2 separate regions of the Homo sapiens genome follow, and region 2 is linked to region 1. The links are chromatin contacts, found by Hi-C or POLR2A ChIA-PET in ENCODE. All regions are on one chromosome and are shown on one strand. The core of a region is the stretch at or near the end of the contact, and the rest is flanking DNA. Distances in the headings are between cores, read along the strand shown. Region 1 holds the start of RELT (RELT TNF receptor). Region 2 holds the start of PGM2L1 (phosphoglucomutase 2 like 1).

Region 1 (6,637 bases), core at 3,505-6,004:
CTGGTCTTCAAGGCCAGCAGACCTGGGTTTGGATCCCAGTGACACTGGGGCCTGGCAAGTGCCTCCTCTCTCTAGGCCTTGGTTTCCCTGCCTGTGCTTGGAGGGAATGATGACCCCCAGGAGTATAAGGCTGAGGATGTGACAGCCTCCCGGGCCATAATCCCACGGATGGGCAGAGTAGGGATGCAGCATTGGCTCTTGTCCTCTCTGCCACTCCAGCCCCACTCAGCAGCACCAAGCCTAGGCCCAGAAAGACACGGGTTCAGCACACAGTGGGTATTCTCCCTGTCCAGAGACCACATCCCTGCTCCCCCATCGATCCTGAGTGGGGAATGGCGCCAAACACACCCTGCTGAGTAACCTCAGGCAAAACCCCTTCCTCTCTGGTCCTCTCTCCTGCTGACCTGGCAGAAGGGCTGGCCCCATAACAGAAGTAGTCAGGTCCCGCCCAGCCAGACTGGGTGCTGACCAGCCTGGCCCTTCTTGAGAAACTAATGTTAGAATTGTCAGACAAACCCCTCGACCCTCACCTCCTGCCTGGAGACCAGGCTGGGGGCTGGGTAGGATCTGGAGTACCTGACTACAACACAAGTGGCTGCGTGACTCAGCCTAGGGCTGCTCTCTGAGTCGAGGTTCCCCCATACCAACTTGGAAAGGAGAGGGCCCGGGTGAGTGCTGTTGTGAGGAAATGCTGGGCCCAGAGCCTGGCACACTACAGGGCCTGAGCAGGGACAGTTGCCTCTACTGGCTCAAGATGTCGAGGACCATGACAAGCACTACACTTGCCCCCTACCCACAGGAGTGGCCGTGAGTCTTTGCCCCCACCCGCCAGCACACATTCTGCCTCAGGTCATGGTGAGCACCAGAGACCTGGGTGCAAATCTCCCGGTGCCTCCCAGCACACAGGTGCTGGGATCCTAGAGCAGCTGCCCTTCCTCAGGAAGAGGTCTCGTCAGCACAGAGACGGCAGTGGGAGGGGGTGGGCTACTGGCCACGCTGGCCCCACCAAGCTGAGCATGCGGTACCCACAGGTGCCCCAAACCTGTGCCCATTCCCCAGCAGTGAGGGAGGACACCTGGCAGGTGGCCCACAACAATGAAGGGAGACTAATTTCGGGCCAGGAGGGCTTCCTGGGTGAGGTGGAGCTGGGGCTATAGTCTGGATGGCCAAGAGGGTTCTAGAAAGAGGGAAGCTTTAAAAGCAAAGGCAAGGCAGACAAGGCATCTGGCAAGGAGAGGCGAGGGTAAAGATGCAAATTCTGAAAGGCCTTGGAAGGAAAGGCCTCATTGCCAGGTGAGGAGTTTGAACTACACTTTGTAGGCGAAAAGCAAGTTATTTTATGGAGGTCACTCTGGCAGTGTGCGGGAGAGCCGACGTGGAAGCACAGAAGCTAGAACCAGAGCCTGGGCAGGGATGGCAAGGCCAGAGCTGGAATATGAGGCAGGCCGACGTCCAGAAGGTGTGTCTTGGGCCTGCTTCCAGTGCTGGCCAACCTCCAGCCGCCAGGGAAAGTGTGGACACAGAATGACAAACTCAGGACAGAAGGCAGGTACCGCGTCTGGAAGGTGAAGGTTCTAGGAGTCCTAGGGTAAGTCCCTGAATTCTCAGAACCTCAATCTCTCCTTCTGTGAAATGAGATTGGGCCTGACCCTATGAGTAGGGGCAGGTGCTGACTGGCCCTCAATATCTCCCCTCCTTGGCTAGACATAGGGCCCTCCCTCCAGCAGCTATCACACCAGTCCCAACTGTGGTCACAAGTGGAAACCCAGCCTGGCCCCACTGTCATCCCCAGAGGCCCAAGTTCCCAGAAAGGTTTGGCTTGGCCAGGGCACAGGCTGAGGCTGGGGGCCTCCTTTAAGGCTGGGATAAGGAGAAGTTAACCCTTCTCCTCTTGCTCCCCCTCCCAGGCCCTAAGCTATTTCCACCTCTTTGTTGAGGATGGAAATAACTCCGGCTCAGCCCCTAGAGACCACGACAGCTATTTTCATCAGCCCCAAGAAGCACAGCTCCAGTCATTGCAGAGAGGACCGAGGGACACCCTGATCCCCAGTTCCAGTTCTTGGCCAAGTGGCAACAGTGGTCAGAGCCAAAAGGGGTCTCTGGGAAGAACAGGGAGACCGAGGCCCAGAGAGAGTAGGGACCAGCTCAAGGTCACTCCCTGTCTGCTCCCCACCATAACATGCAGGTGGATTTGGGGAAATGCCTCTAGAGCAACTGCAAAGGGGAGGGGGCCTCTCAAGTATGATGAAGGTCACCTGGGACTCTCAATTTTCCCTGCTACCCCTAGGCTGTGCTGCTAACTCCATACACTCTTCAAAGCCATGGGGACACCCCCAAAGCCAGGTCCAGGCTCTAGAAGGCAGGGGACAGGACTTTCTGGTGATGTCTGGTTGGGAGTGAAGTCTGGGGAGGAACAGGAAGACCATGTAACCCACCCATCCCCAGTGTTCCAGACATGTGTGCACACACACACATCATACTTAGAACTCACAATGTAATGCCCTGGCTAGGCCACGCCTACTAGCCCAAGTTTGAGAGACAGAAGTCCAGGAAAGCCATGAGCAGTTATTAGGAAGGTGGGTGATCCTCTCTCCCAGCATCTCACTGGTCTCTGGGGTCAGAAGACCTGAATTCCAGTCCTGGCACTGTCCTGACTCTGTATGACCTTGGCCAAGTCACTTTGCTTCTCTGATCCTCAGTTCCTTTCTCTGAAACACAGTCACTACATCTCAGAATCACTGCGAAGATTCAACAAGACAGAACACCATGAAGTGTTCAGAACAGTGCCTGACACTGTCCCCCACCCTGTCCCCCACCCCTAGAATGTAATCAGCATTTTCAGAGGACGACAGCAGAAGACAGAACTTCCAGATTCTACAGCAAGTGCCACCCTCTCCTAGACTAGGGAGCTCAGCTTCCACCCCACCCTGCATGAACCCCACAGACCTTCATACGGGAGAAGGGGCCTCAGAAGGGTCTTGCCCAGATGGCGAAAGGGTACCGCTCCAGCTCTCCAGCAAGAACTTAGCCTCCCAGACCAGAGACCACTCCTGGGGAACAAGTCTCTCCCCACTCTCCCCCAACCCAAGGAACTGAAGAAAGGACACCCAGGCAGAGAAGTGAATGTCTATGGATTTGGGGATCCATATTGTCTATGGATCCATTTCGTGACAGAGGACCAGGAAGCCTTTGGGTGGGAGGCTAACGTTTCCTTGACCAGTTTTGGAGAAGGCTGTGCTTCCAACCCTATCAGTAGCCCCTGAGTGCAGCCCCTGGGCCGCTGTGTCCCCAGGAGAAGCCTGCCCCCACCCCCCACTGCAGTCTTTCTGCCTGAAGGGAAGGGAGAACACAGGCAGTTGACCCAAAACAATAGAGGATCCCAAAGTGATGATTCACAGTCCATTCAAAGCCCAGCACCTCAGTGTGCAGATGGGGAGACTGAGGCCTGCGCGGGGGAGGGGGGCGGGGGGGTCTGAGAACAAGATTGTGTCCGGGTCCGCTGAGAATACAGATTACACAGGGGCAGAACTTTGCCAGGTGTAGGGACTTCGATGCGTGAGTGTGTGGATGCAGGTGGGCGGGGGGAAGCTGAGACTACCACAGGGCCCCTACCCTGCTGCCATCTGGGCCACCCCACCAGATGTTGCCCAGCCTCGGCTTTCTCCCTCAGCCAGGGCCTATCCCTCAGGGTCCATCTCCTCACCAAGCTGAACTCCTGAGGGGTGCCCTCGTGGGGACAGTCCTGGAGACCCTTGTCTCCTGGCTCCCCAACTTCCTCATCGCCCCACATCTGCCGGAAGGTGTCCTAGGTCCGGTCCCTCCTCCTCCTGCCTCTTACTCATCATCACCCTAGGCGCAGACACACACACACACACACACACACTGACACCACTTGACCCCACACGCACACCATGGCGCCAGCGAGCTCGGCTCGTTCTCAGTCACTTGGGCTCCTCTCCCTCTATTTCACACTCACAGTAACGGGTGGCCCTGGCCCTGCGCCGGTCACGCCCCAAGCCACGCACTTCGTGACCCCAGTGACCCCGGGTCTTTCCCTCACACAACACACGCACACACGCTGCCTGTCTCCCACACACAGAGCCCCTCTGTGTCGCCCGCTCGGCCCGGCGTCACCGCCCAGTGTCCCAGCCACACGTTCGCCCGGCCAGGCCGCCTCACGCGCCGTGTCACCCACAGTCACGGGCTGACACCATCCAGACCCCCCCTTGGCCGCCCCGCGCCGCAGCCGCGCCGAGGCGCCGCCGTCCAGCCCGCACCACAACCTGGTCTCGGTCCAAGTTTCCCGGGCCGGGGACCGCTCCGGGCCCCGCCGGCCCCTCACACCGCAAGTTCCGCTGCTTCCCCGCGCGCCCCCCGACAGCCACCACGCAGGGCCGGCCCGGAGTCGCGGCCGGAGGACCTGCAGGTCACGGGGCTCGGAGACTGGCGGTGGCCGGTGCGCGGAAGGCGCCGGGACAGGACGCGAGGCGGGAGGAGTGGGGTGGGGGGGCGCGCGGCCGGGCTGCCGCATCCGCCGAGCCCGCGAACTTCCTCAGAGACACGGGGAGGCAGGGGGCGCCACTAGGGTCCGTATCCCGCTGGCCCGGCCGCGGAGAGCAGACTCTGGATGGGCGCTCCGCGCGCCCTCCTTACCTGGCTGCGCCGCGGCAGCTCCAGCTCGGCTCCCCGTTCGACTCGGCGCCGCGGCCCGGCTCGGCGAGCGCCCGGACAGCCGCGCAGCCTGCGCGCCTTTTGAATGAATCGCCGGCTGGGCCGGGAAGGTGCGCAGACCCGCCCCCGCGCGTCACGGCCGCTCCGCCCCCGACGTCAGAGCGCGGTCTGCGCCCCGCGCCCGACTCACCCCGAGCCGCGGAGGGGCTCGCCGCTCTGCCGCTGGGCGGTGCTGCTCTACGTCGCCCTCTCTCGCGCCCCTGGGAACTGCAGGGGGCTGCGCGGGACTGGGCGGCGGTGCCCAGAGGGCCTCTTGTATCCGCCTCTTCAAGGCTCTGAACCAAGCAAGGAGTTGTGCGAAGCAAGATAAAGAGACTGGAGACTGAGATACTCCTCTGGGTCCTCTCAGCATTGCCAGTGTAACTAGAGCCACCTCTGCCCCTTTCTGGGCTTCATCTTCCTCCTGCCAGTTGGTGGCCAGGAAGAATAACCTCACTTTGCTTTGTTGACGAGGCCCAGGCCCAACCCTGGAAACCCTCACCTAGTTGGCGAAAAGGCCTGGTGAAGGTGAGTCTATAAAGGAAGCCCACACGGTGGGCTTCGGCACATCCTTCAAGGCCTAGTGAAATCCTCCAGGAGGCGTCTCCTGCCTCCACTCCCCTACTCCCCGCACCACTTCTCTGTGCCAGGGTAGTTAGTTTCCCTCCAGCAGGACAGGTGACTCAGTGCCCCCCTCCCTACTACAGCCATCCCACCCTGCCAGTTTCCAATGCCAGTCATCACAAACTCCAGGCAGTATTCACACTGTATTCCGACTCCGAATCGTGTCCCCTGGAGTTGTGCTACAGGGTGTGCCAGGACTGGAGGGAGCAGCTCAGTGGCCCGTTCCCCCTCTCAGTACTATTCAGGGGATCTCAGGCGGTCCTCCTGGGACAGTAGGGCTGATGGGAGACTGAGACACCAGGGAGGACCTAGTGCTGGGCCAGAGGCCTGGCTGGGGTCAGGATAATCACAGCCCATGACAGAGATGGAGAAAGGAAGGTAAATAAGTCAGCTGGGGATAGATGGCTGGGGGTGGGGTTCTAAACAGTCATAGAATCTGAACCCAGGGGCTAGGAGACGGAAAAGGTCAGGTCCCCAGGGTCCAGGAGATTCCAGGAGGCGAACTGGACACCGCATGGGGAGGGGAGCAGGGGATGAGTTTTCATTTCCCTGGGTCATGCTCAGGTTGTGGGGGAAGGGCATAAGGAGCTACAGGTCATTGATGTCAGGATCATGACATCAGCACCCTCATATGTCAATGGAGACCTCCAGGGCTGGGGCAGGGGTTCTTCCAGGGTCCCACATCCCAGCCTACGGAAGGCCAGAGCATCCAGAATGCCTCCACTCCTGGAAATGTTTTCTTTGTAAGGGGACCATCTACACCCCAGCTCTAGGTTCTAGAGTTCAAATGGTGGCAATTTCAGGTGTCGTCACTCAATAAACCAAATGGGGAAGGCCAGGTGTAGTGGTCACACCTGTAATCCTAGCACCTTGGGAGGCTGAGTTGGGAGGATCACTTAGCCCAGGAGTTCGAGACCAGCCTGGGCAACATGATGAAGCCCAGTCTCTACAAAAATATGTGGGAGAATCACTTGAGCCCAGGAAGTTGAGACTGCAGTGAGCCGCGATCGTGCCACTGCACTCCAGCCTAGGTGAGAGAGTGAGACCTTGTCTCAATCAATAAACTAAATGGGGAAATGCTTTTTGGAGCACTGGCTATTAATCAGACATCCCAGAGAGGGTCCAGGCCCCTCTCTACCACCAGCTCTCTGTGAGGTTTTCATCAAATCCACCCCCAACTCAGTTTCCTCATCTGAAAACTGGGGTGCCAGACATGTTGCCTGAAGTTCTCTGTGGGAGGCGGCTACCTGGCTGCCCTGGCAGCAGCTCCATAGAGTAGGTCTCCTGGGGCCACAGCCCAAAC
Region 2 (6,568 bases), core at 2,807-5,306, 1.0 Mb before region 1:
TGTGAATTATATATTATAATATATATAACATATATTATATATTATATATAATATATGTTATATATATTATAATATATAATATATATATTATATATATTATGTATACATAATATATATTAGTGTATATATAAAATATATATATAATATATAATATATACATGTATATATAAAATATATATTACATATGTATACATATTACATAATATATATTATATACACATAATATATATAATACATACACAATATATAATATATACACATAATATACATTATATATACACATTATATATATTATATATACAAAATATATATAATATATATACATAATATATATCTCTCTCTATATATATATGTTTTTTTGAGACAGATTTCACTCTTGTCACCGAGGCTGGAGTGTAATGTGCGATCTTGGCTCACTGCAACCTCCACCTCCCAGGTTCAAGTGTTTCCTCCTGCCTCAGCCTCCCAAGTAGCTAAGATTACAGGTGCCTGCCACCATGCCTGGCTAATTTTTGTATTTTTAGTAGTGATGGGGTTTCACTATGTTGGCCAGGCTGGTCTTGAACTCCTGACCTCAGGTGATCCACCTGCCTTGGCCTCCCAAAGTGCCGGGATTACAGATGTAAGCCATTCATATATTCTTTACCCAGCCATTCACATATTCTTTACCCAGATCCACCCACTATTAACATTTTCCTCCATTTGCTTTGTCCTTTGCTATTCATTTAACTATGTAATATATATGTTTGCATATATACATATATAATAAATATTTGTATAGACATACACGTGGTCTTTTTCTAAATCATTGGAGGGTAAGTTATATATATTATGATTCTAAAATATTAGGTCCATTATATGTAATATTTGAAACATTATATTATATATATGTAGTAAATATAATACAGTCATGTGCTGCATAAGGATGTTTCGGTCAAAGAACGGCATATACAATGGTGGTCCCATAACATTATAATGGGGCTGAAAAATTCCTATGACTGAGTTGATGTCTTGATGATCCTCACCCAGTGTAGGCCTAGGCTAATGTGTACGGTGCTTATAAAGTCTACAGTAGTGTACAGTAGTGTCCTAGACCTTCCCATTCCCTCACCACTCACTCACTTACTCACTCAAGAGCTACTTTCAGTCCTGCAAGCTCCATTCATGGTAAGTGCACTATATAGGTGTGCCATTTTATATTTTTTATATCATAATTTTTATACCAAAAATTGTACCTTTTCTATATTGAGATATGTTTAGATATCCAAATGCTTACAATTGTGTTACAGTCCCCTACAGTATTCAGTACAGCAACATACTGTACAGGTTTGTAGCCTAGGAGCAATAAGCTGTACCATATAGCCTAGGTGGGTAGTGGGCTATACCACCTAGGTTTGTATACTCTATGATGTTAAGATGACAGAATCACCTAATGATGCATTTCTCAGAACACATCCCTGTTATTAAGCAATGTATGACTGTATACGGGGACCAAGAAGGATATTCTTTTTCATAACCACAGTTAATGTTGCCAGGCTTAGCAAATAAAAATGCAGGATGCCATGGGCAAATTCCAACAGAAATGAAAGCTCTGAGCTTTCCCAGACTAGGGGAACTACTACACTTCCTCTGCTGAACACACTTAGACACTGCTGTTGGATTTGATGGGTTCTGGGTCTCCTTGGTTACCCTCCAACATCCAAACAATAAATCTAATCCGCTGGGCAAGATTTCTGGTAAGCAGTAAATGTCTGCTATGATCTTGCTGATAAAAGTGAAGGTTAGTTGACTCTTTTTTTCCATGTCTTGAAAGCTCTGTTGATTTGGTAGTGTTTCTCAGAAATGAACTGAATAAGAATTGTCTTATAAAAAACACTGTTTAACAAATTTAAATATAACTCATCATTAGATCTTGTTAAAATGTAGGTTCTGATGCAGCAGAACTGGACTGGGGTATGAAATTTTGTATTTCTTAATAAGCTTCCAGAGGACATCAGCACAGTTGTCCTCCTAATCACACTTTGAATTGTGACAGTCAATAGATATTTCAAATATGCAGGTACCTAGGCCCTATGCCAATGTATTGATTCAGAATCTCTGGAGGCAGTGTCCAGGAATATTAATTTAAACAAACTCCTAGGGAGATATGAGAACCACTGATCTATGGGTTTGAAATATCCTCTATCTTATTCTCAACTTGTTTATTTTGTTTCTGAAAGCCCAGTGCAGGTCCCTCCTGCTTGATGCTTTTTTCATTGACCACCTCAGATGTAAATTCATTAACAGTTGTTGGCAGCACTTGCTATTTATCATGGGCTTTCTTTTCTTACATATATCCTGTCTCCTCAGATGTTACTTCTCGAAGTGAACAATTATATAGATTCTTGTAGCCTCAGCTCCTACCATAATGCTTAGCAGAGAGTAAATGTTTAATATGTATCATGGATAATAATGGTGATGGTAGTGGAAGATGAATTTCTCTCCAGGACACGTGACTGTTGCCCAGGCCTTGTGTGATTAAAAGAACAAGAGTCCTGCTGACTCCACAAAAGAAACAATCGTTAGCAAAAACTGCAACTCCCAACTATGGCACGTTTTTCAGAAACTGGTACCACAATCCTTTTGTACCTTGGTAGTTTGAATTTTATTATGGTAAATGGCACTTTAAAGGAAATAAAGTAATACTTTGAACTTAATATGTCTTTTATCTGTGAACCTCAAAGCAGCCTAATGCCATTTATTAAGTTACTGTACAGCCATGATGTAAATATTATCATACCTTCCTTACAAAAAAGCTGACTAGGGAAAGAGTTGTAATGTACTTGCCCAAAATCATAGCCATTCTAAGAAGGCCAAACCAAGAAACGGAGGAGTAGCTAGGTGGCTGACAGGTCAGCACTTCTCAGCATTTCCCAGACCTCAACTTAGGTGAGCTTTCCATAGGAGAGACGGCTAAGAAGTAACGGAAGACTATTTCAATTTGGGTGAACCAATTTCCTTTTCCTCCGTATTCCCATTACCATTGCTCTTGGTATCTTGTGATGCTTATACATTCTTATATTTAGGTTAAATGCCGACCATCTTCCCTCAACAACTTCCTTATCTATTTTCCAGTAATCTTGTTCTCCCTACCTCCTAGTTTACTATAGCAGCAGAGATATTAGATTGGTACAAAAGTCATTGCCGTTTTTGCCATTACTTTTAATGCCATTATTTTTAATGGCAAAAACAGCAATTACTTTTGCACCGACCTAATAAAATAACTGCCAGCTGAGGGGATCTGAAATGAGATTGGAACCCTAGTTTGACCGCTCACGAACTCGGCCTCTTAGGAGAGGTGTCTCAGGGAGTCAGTTTCTTCTTTGTGTGTGAAACGGAAAAGGACTACGCCCCTGTACCTTACTGAGGGATTGAGGCGATAGAACGCGATTCGTAAACTGCACAGCACTAAACGGATACCACTTTGTCCCCTTACTATGTCATTCCTTGTTTAATTTAATGCCAGGGCCACACAGCGCAGCATAACTAATAGGGATAGGGCGTGTCTGTAGGGAACTACCTCGAGGTAGATCTTTTTCTTTTGAGGAAAGGGGGAACGCGGAGCTGCTGGGAGTCGTAGTCTCGGCGGCGGTCTCCGCTGAGCTCAGACAAAGGAAAGAACTACAACTCCCGTGAGGCAGTGCGCGGACAGCTCGCACTGCCCCTCCTCCCCCAACCGGCGCGTGCCCCCAAGAGAAACTGGGGGCCTGCGCGCGCGCTGGGGACCTGCAGGGCAAGCGCAAAGGCAGCTTGCTAGTGGTAGCCGTGAGAGCAGATCGAGGAAAGGAGACCCTTGGCAAATTAAAAAATAAAAAGAACCGTGCACTATTGCCTCACCACCCGGACGGGCTGTAAACCCCCACTACTTCGGAGGCGTGGGGAGCGCGCTCCCGGGCTCCAGTCTAGAACTTCGGGGACTTAAATCAGCAAGGGCGGGAAGGGGCGGGGCCTAAGGCGCGGGGCGGGGCCGTAGGCGGGGCGGGCGGCGGCGGCGGCGGCGGAGCCAGGACCCAGACATCTGGGACTGTTGTTCTCTCGCGGCGCGACCGCCTCAGTCACTTCGCCCAGAGACCCGGACCTGGTCCGCTGGGGAGCAGGCGGCCATAAACCCCCTCTCTCCCGGTTCCCTGACGCCGCGGCAGGAGCTGTTACGAACACCCTGCGGTTGGTCTCCGATGCCCTTCAGTGAGGTGGGGACGCCTGGACCCTGGTGAGCGAACCCCAAGCCACCCCCCACCCCAACTCAGTGTCTTCGCCGGCCCCCGGCCCGTACGCCTGTCTGGTCGCCATGGCTGAAAACACAGAGGGGGATCTGAACTCCAACCTGCTCCACGCCCCCTACCACACCGGGGACCCTCAGCTGGACACGGCCATCGGGCAGTGGCTCCGCTGGGATAAGGTGGGTACCTGGTCAGCCCGGCAAACGCCGTCGCCTCCCCCACACAGTCTGCTCTTTCCTGTGCCCACCCAGCGCCCCGCGGGCTGCAGAGGAGATGGCTCGGGACACCGAGCGGGGGGCAGCGGAGCAGGGCGTTGCCACCCACCTATGCGTGGGGTTGCTCCTTCGGACTGCCAGAGCCGGGCGGCAACATCTGCATCGCTTCCTTCTGCAGTGCTCTCAATTGTAACCTCCCTTCCTCTTCTTTACCCTCTTTCCTTTCAAGTGCTGTCTTCCCTCTTTCTTCAAAAAAAAAAAAAAAAAAATCATCATCATTGTAAGTTATACCCTAAACAACGATTTCCTTTCCCTTTTTCTCCCTTGACTTCCTTCTCCACATACCTGAAAGTGGTTTCTGGCACCCTTACTGGGCGTTTCTAACCGCTATCCGCTTTAGTTCTGGTCTGGTGTGTTTCCTCCTTCTGTCGCTAGGTAGTTGCTGGCCTTTTATCACTCCCTGGTATTGTCTAGTATCACCTTTTGCTGTTGGGAAAGGCAAGGCGCTTACCTCTTCTTTCTCCTGCTGGCAGCTATTTTCTGGAATTAATCTGTTCAAGGAATCGTGTTTTCCAGGTTTCATGTGGTACTCTTAATACAGGATTGTTTTTGCCTTAACCATTACTTCTCTACCAACACCTCCCCACCCACCCTCCGCCCCCACCTCCAAGTTGTGGTGGTAATTAAACCTCGTGCGGGCATTTGGGATGAATTTGTGACAATCAGAATTAAAATGCAGCTATCTTACTTGTAAAAGAGGTCCCTGGTAGCTCCAACAGAGGAAGATAATCCAAGCTTTTGCTTTGTCAAGTGCGTAAAATACCTTTGTTGAAGTAGAGAAGGCAGCACATTTAAAATGGAATTAATGACACTGAATTAAGGAATTTGTATGGTAGTATGTGACATTATGTTGTACAAATGAATTTCCTTAAGGCTTCACTTTCTGAAAGTTTTGTTTTTACTTTATTCATTCATTCATTCAGCAAAAAAATATTGAATGCTGAGTGCGTGTTTTAGGTCTTGTTAGACCCAGGAAATACTTGTGAGGAAAATAGAAAGGGTTCCTGCCCTCAACAAGCCTCAGTTAGCAGATGAGGAAGACCAACAAATAAGCAACTACAATGAGGTATTTGGTGTTAATTGGTCATATGTATATTGGACGAATAATTCTTCCTCTACAGTCTAAACTAATGCTTCTCAAACCTTAATGTGCTTATAGATCACCTGGGGATCTTGAAATACAAATTCTGATTCAGGAGGCCTGGGGTGGGGCCTTGGATTCTGCCTAAGAATGAATTTCCGGCCGGGCGCCGTGGCTCAGGCCTGTAATTCCAGCACTTTGGGAGGCCGAGGCGGGTGGATCACGAGGTCAGGAGATCGAGACCATCCTGGCTAACATGGTGAAACCCCGTCTCTACTAAAAATACAAAAAATTAGCCGGGCGCGGTGGCGGGCGCCTGTAGCCCCAGCTATTCGGGAGGCTGAGGCAGGAGAATGGCTTGAACCCGGGAGGCGGAGCTTGCAGTGAGCGGAGATCGCGCCACTGCACTCCAGCCTGGGCGACAGAGCGAGACTCCGTCTCAAAAAAAGAAAAGAAAAGAAAAAAAAAGAATGAATTTTCAGGTGATACTAATGCTGCTGGTCTGTGGACCACACTTGGAGTAGCAAGACTTTTTGTTCTCTTTAGGTGCCAGTTTTAACTGTACTTTTCCTAATGAGTCTCCTGATTGATTTTTTTTTTTTTTTTTAAACAGGGTCTCACCGTGTTGTCCAGGCTGGAGTGCAGTGGCGCGATCTCCGCTCACTGCACTCACTGCAGCCTTGAACTCCTGGGCTCAAGTGATCTTTCTGCCTTAGCCTGCCGAGTAGCTGGGACTACAGGCACATGCCACCACGCCCGGCTAATTAAAAAAAATTTTTTTTTTTTTAGAAATGGGGTCTCACTATGTTGCCCAGGCTTGTCTTGAACTCTGGGCCTCAAGGGATTCTCCCACCTCAGCCTCCCAAAGTGTTGGGATTATAGGCATGAACCACCACACCCGGCCCCTGAATTATTTTTAAAAGATTGTTTGAATGAATTTATATTTATTGATT

Evidence for each region. A loop is a pair of places that touch in the nucleus more often than their neighbours do. ChIA-PET counts read pairs that join two places held with the same protein, here RNA polymerase II (POLR2A). Pooled maps may share reads with other maps.
Region 2: a loop to region 1 is called in a pooled map, with 11 times the contacts of the local background. The contact joins the promoter of PGM2L1 here to the promoter of RELT in region 1. A Hi-C loop is called at or near these places in 10 of 50 pooled maps. POLR2A ChIA-PET finds 5 or more read pairs at or near these places in 2 of 52 experiments (activated CD8-positive, alpha-beta memory T cell and naive thymus-derived CD8-positive, alpha-beta T cell).

Annotation. Positions count from the first base shown.
Region 1 is chr11:73,374,516-73,381,152 of GRCh38, reverse strand. RELT (RELT TNF receptor) reads right to left here and starts at 4,754. Exons shown (of 11, transcript NM_152222.2): 1 at 4,654-4,754. RefSeq lists enhancers at 1,609-1,688, 3,775-4,069 and silencers at 4,235-4,314, 4,405-4,694, 4,725-5,034.
Region 2 is chr11:74,395,921-74,402,488 of GRCh38, reverse strand. It overlaps PGM2L1 (phosphoglucomutase 2 like 1), which reads left to right and starts at 4,056. Exons shown (of 14, transcript NM_173582.6): 1 at 4,056-4,438. The coding sequence starts at 4,328. It overlaps MIR548AL (microRNA 548al), which reads right to left and starts at 3,252; the gene lies at 3,156-3,252. RefSeq lists enhancers at 3,072-3,692, 3,592-3,961, 3,693-4,314, 5,406-5,905, 5,906-6,407.